2 separate regions of the Mus musculus genome follow, and region 1 is linked to region 2. Evidence: chromatin loops called from intact Hi-C (ENCODE). Cell type or tissue: heart. All regions are shown on one strand. Region 1 has its middle 28 kb from the start of Gm31623. Region 2 overlaps Dnmt3a (DNA methyltransferase 3A).

What was found. Peaks named below come from ENCODE experiments on the same cell type or tissue, not always from the same donor. Only the 100,000 strongest peaks of a DNase experiment are listed, where the experiment ranks them.
Region 1: a loop joins it to region 2, with 2.1 times the contacts of the local background. A loop is called at or near these places in 2 of 42 quality-filtered maps.

What each region holds. Positions count from the first base shown.
Region 1 is chr12:3,921,496-3,923,995 of GRCm38, reverse strand. No RefSeq gene overlaps it. Among named protein-coding and RNA genes, the nearest start is that of Gm31623, 28 kb to the right of the region's middle. In heart, no CTCF peak of the experiment used is centred here; no DNase peak of the experiment used is centred here.
Region 2 is chr12:3,870,514-3,873,013 of GRCm38, reverse strand. Dnmt3a (DNA methyltransferase 3A) reads right to left here. Exons shown (of 23, transcript NM_007872.4): 5 at 136-179. Among named protein-coding and RNA genes, the nearest start is that of Dnmt3aos, 9.5 kb to the right of the region's middle. In heart, CTCF peaks have their summits at 1,160 and 2,041 (motif pointing right); DNase peaks (open chromatin) are centred at 233, 1,133 and 1,923; H3K4me3 peaks cover 963 bases; H3K27ac peaks cover 2,439 bases.

The DNA.
Region 1 (2,500 bases), 51 kb before region 2:
TGAAGGGTGGAAGGAAAAACCCACAAAGAGAGCCAACGTCTAGTTATTCAAGTTGGTAAGGCAATCCTAGAAATTCAGGAGGCAGAAGCAGGAAGATCAAGAGTTCAAGGCTAGCTTCAATATAGCAACCACAGCCAACTTAGGCTACACGATACCCTGCTTAAAGCATTTTTCAGAATGATCCCTTGTAATAAACAGTTAGAAAGCACACTGGATGAGAAGAATGCATTCATACTGCCAACACAAGAAGGGCTGTTTAGAAATGTGTTAATGAGAATCCTATAAGTCCTCTCTAGATGAAAGATGTGAACTTGAAAGATATAAAGGCTTGAATAAATACAAAGATACATGTTGGGGGATGTTTTCTGTGCACCATGTATTCCAGTGCTGATTTCTGTACCTGAGATCTGGTTGCAGTCCAGACTTGGGTGTTGCCATTATTGTGAAGAATTTCCTGACTCCGTTTTTTAAAACACGTTCTCCATCATCTTCTGATTGGTCAATATAGAGCTGGTCAGCCTATATCTAGCTGGGCAGGAGAAGAAAAGGCAGGATTTCTGAGCCCAGAGAGCCAGGGAGAGGGTTTCAGCTGGGCTCTGAGGAGTTCCCACTGGGACCCGGGGTCCACGGTGGCAGGTAATGGCCACGTGACTGGGAAGTAGGCCATTGCTGCATAGTCCGCTTAAAAGAGATCGGTAACCGCCCAGCTATCGTGCAAGGAACTTATTAACAAATATAAAGGTCTCCGTGGCTTTATTAGGGAACAAGGGAGGGCATAGGAAAAAACCCATACTTTTGTAAATACATTTTGTTTTGGCCAAAAGAAGCATTCTGTGACCAGGGCAGTAGGGAAGTGTGTAATCCCAGTATTCTGGAGGTAGGTGAAGAATTGGGAGTTCATGGCCACCCTTGGCTACAGAGAGAATTTGTAAACTACACATGATTCTATCTTAAATAATGGGCACGGTAGCTGGGCAGTGGAGGTGCACAGCTTTAATCCCAGCACTTGGGAGGCAGAGGCAGGCGGATTTCTGAGTTGGAGGCCAGCCTGGTCTACAGAGCGAGTTCCAGGACAGCCAGTGCTACACAGAGAAACCCTGCCTCAAAATAAATAAATAAACAAATAAATAAAAATTTAGGACACGATGTTTTACACAAAGAAACTCTGTCTTGGAAACCCAAATAAAATTTTTGTTTGTTTGGTTGGTTTTTGGGTTTTCAAGACAGGGTTTCTCTGTGTAACTCTGGCTGTCCTGGAACTCACTCTGTAGACCAGGCTGGCCTGGAACTCAGAGATCTCCCTGCCTCTGCATCCCGAGTGCTGGGATTAAAGGTGTGTGCCACCATGCCCGGCTAAATAAATAAATTTAATTAATTAAATAAAAGGTGGCATGTGTATTTTTCTCCCAGAATCTGGAAGATGGAGGCAGGCAGATCTCTTTGGGTGTGTTGGAGTCCAGCATGTTCTACGTAGTGAGATCCCAGTTAAAGAGGAGGAGTGGGGAGTGATATGTGTGAGGAAATGTTTCCCTGGGATAACCTATACATTTGCCAGAAATGTATTATCACAGACAAAACCTTCTGTCTTGTCTTCCCCTTCCCCATGCAGGACTCTTTCTCTGCAGAGCACATGATGATTCGATTATGTTGTATGAGTTTTATGTTGCTCTCCCATGAGGCTAAGAAAACAACACTGGAAGTCATCTGGAAGATAAGTGAAAAGTGGTGATAAACCTCTTACCAGGTGGTAGAAGTAAAGTGTGAACCTGTGGCAAATGAGGCGACTTGGCCCGAGCTCAAAAATAGGCAGGAAAATCAATAAGACACACCGGTTTGGAAACAGATCCACTATGTGTGGATGTTCACACTCTCAAAGTGGCCCTAAATCATTGGGGAAATGGTCTATTCAGTAAGCAGTGCTGGAGACAGGTGACCCTGCAGAGAGCAATTAAATATGGACGAAAACCTCTTTTCCTTTACGTTAGACTTAATAGTGGGCAGGTTCAAAATGGAACCCTCAAAATGGGAGCACAGAGTGTGTAGAGAAGAAGTGGGGTATGCATGTATTAATCTGAGTCTTTAAAATGTAAAGCTCCCCCATTGAAAACAACACAGCTAGGCAGTGGGAAATACTTACAGCGGGGTGAGAGACAGTATACTAATTTCCTTAACTACAAAGAAGGACCAGAAATCCATGAAGCAGTCAGGGGGAACCTAGAAGACAGAGTGAGAGAGATCGATGCAGGACAGAGGTGCAGAAAGCCCAGCTCAGCTCTCCGCTGTTAAAACACAAATTAGAATGAAAGGCAAGTGTCCAACAAAGACACGCGGAAGTGCTCTGGGGGTGAGATTAGCTGCGGAAATGGAAATTGCTGGAGCCTTTAAGGGTGGCGATTTGACCAAAGCCATCAACATTTCAGCTGCGTGTGCCTGCCTGGCCAGCAATTCCACTTCTAAGGATTGATTTCTCTGCAGCATTTTCTGTAAGAGTAAAAAACTG
Region 2 (2,500 bases):
TCACAAGGAACAACCAAAGATGGGGCAGGACCCACCCTCGGGCCCCTCACACACACTCGCCACAGTCCATCAGAGAGGTGGTTTTCTTCTAGAATCAGGACCCACAGGGCCCCTGTGGGTGAGGAAAACACTTGCCTCCATTTTCATGGATTCGATGTTGGTCTGCTTCTGTTCTTTGCCTGTGGAAAGGGAAGAACAAGAGGACTGTTGACGGAGTCACGGGGGTGGCTCAGAGGAGCCTGGGGGCCTCCATGGGATCAGGGTCCTCCTAGTGTTTGCTTGTTCATGTGCCGTCCACACAGACCATACCCGTGTGCCAGGCAAGGCCTGGAGCAAAGAGACCCTGGTCCAGGTTCCGGGCCCAAGAACACAGGAAGAAGACAGAACTCAGGGGCATGGCTTCTGGCCTTTGGACCCTGGTCTCAAGTACACAAAAGGGGCTCTGAAGTAGCCATCACCTGCTGCTTGACCCCAGCCCTCACTCAGAGCGAGGGGCAGGAGGGAGGAGGGGCAGAGCAGGGGCAGGAGGGTGGAGGGGCAGAGCAGGGGTTGGGCTGAAGGAACCAGGCTGTTACTCCTTTCTCATGGGGTAGGAAAAGGTGTTGGGGCACAGACAATGGGCCAGTGGGAATAGACCCCAGGAAACAGCTCCAATTACAAACAGTTCTAAATGGTATGGCCCTGCTACCAACATGGAAACTGCCCTCCATTCCTGGCTCTTTCTCAGGTTAAGATAAGGATTTTTGGGGGTGGGGGATGGGGACAGGGTTGTTCCATGTAGCCCTGGCTGTCTAGGAATTTGCTCTGTAGCCTAGGCTGGTCTCAAACTCACTGAGATCTGCCTCTCTCAGGTGCTGGGATTAAAGGTATGTGCCACCCAGCTAAGTCTGGATCCCCTCTTCACCATGACCCCCCCCCCCCAACCTCTGCTGTGTCCTCACTGATCCAAAGTGACATGTTCTAAGGACTGGTGTGAGCAATGAGTGCATGAACAGGGCTTGGCGCACAGTAGGTACGTTGTCAGCATGCTTCCCTTCCCTAAGGAACTCCCTGATGCACACGTTTCTCTGTTTCTTTGGCTTTTCTCAAAGTTCCGGGACTGGGCACTGATCCCAGTTCCTGGGAGGGACATCTGGGCTGGGAGCAGCGGTCTCCACAGCGCCATCTTTAGGAAGGACTCTTTGTGCCCGCATAGGCCGGACACGAGGGCAGTGACATCTTCCTGCCATTTCTGCACGCTTCTCTGGCTCCTCTCCCGGCAGCTCCGCGGCAGGCAGCTGGCTGTATGGCTTTTCCTATTAAGTAGGGAAAATTCGGCCGCCTTTCTTCACCTAGGTGCCTCAATTCTTTTCTTTGAGACTGAGAAAATACAGGGCTTGGGCCCAGAGCAGGAAGGTCGCTAAGGTTGGCTCATGTAGCTTGGTGTGCATGGGGTGGGGGGTTGGAGGTGGGTGGGTACGAAAACAAAGAGCCCCAAACAGAAAAAAAACAGCCCCTGGTACATCTCCTAGCTCAGAAGTGGAAACCACCCACAGCATTTATGGCTCTGAATCTTTAGCTTGGATCTTTCCCCTACTGTCAACAGACAGACCTGAGGTTTCTCTCTGCACCTGCCCAGAACGCTCTGTATCGCCACGTGTGCCGGGCTCCATCTAGAGGGGCTGAAGGGAGGAAGGGAGGGAGGGAGGGAGAAAGAAGGGGAGGGCAGAGCCCCTGCTGGTTACCCCGTGGGCTGTGAACCCCGTGGTAGGCAGGCGTGTCGCTGGGCCTCGTGGAGGTGGTGTGTGGGAGGAGCGTGGTGGCTGTAACCCTTGTGTGGGTGGGGGGTGTACGCCCTCCCAGTACAGGGTACGTGGTTGGCCTTTTAAGGCATATCTCATCCACCACGTCTCTTCCTCCCCGTTTCCTCCATGTCCTCTCACCCACAAGTCTGCTCCCCACTTTCCACGGGGTTCCCCCTCAGGCCTGCTCTGGGCCTCCCACCTCTAGGGCAAGCCCCTCCCTCGGACCTCGGTGCTCAGCCCATGACCTAGGCTGCCAGAAGGGGGTGCCTGCCCTGGATCGCGGCTCCTGCTGAGGCTGCAACAGCTGCTGCAGCAACCATGCAGCAGCCAGAGGAGGGTAGTGAGTGAGGAATCCAAGCTGGCCCAGGCTATTAGACTATGTACGGGACCTAGGAGTTTCCTGAATATCACTCCTTCCTACCCCAGTGTTTTTTAACTACGTTTACCAGGACTGATTTATTCATTATTTTTTATTTTTATTTTTTGTTTTTTTCGAGACAGGGTTTCTCTGTGTAGCCCTGGCTGTCCTGGAACTCAGTTTGTAGACCAGGCTGGCCTTGACTTCAGCAGTCCACCTGCCTCTGCCTCCTGAGTGCTGGGATTAAAGGTGTGGGCCACCACTGTTTGGCCTGATTTATTCATTAGACTACAAGAAAATTTTACCTGAAAAGAAGACATGGTTGAGTTTGCTAAATATTTCACAACAGGCAACAGAG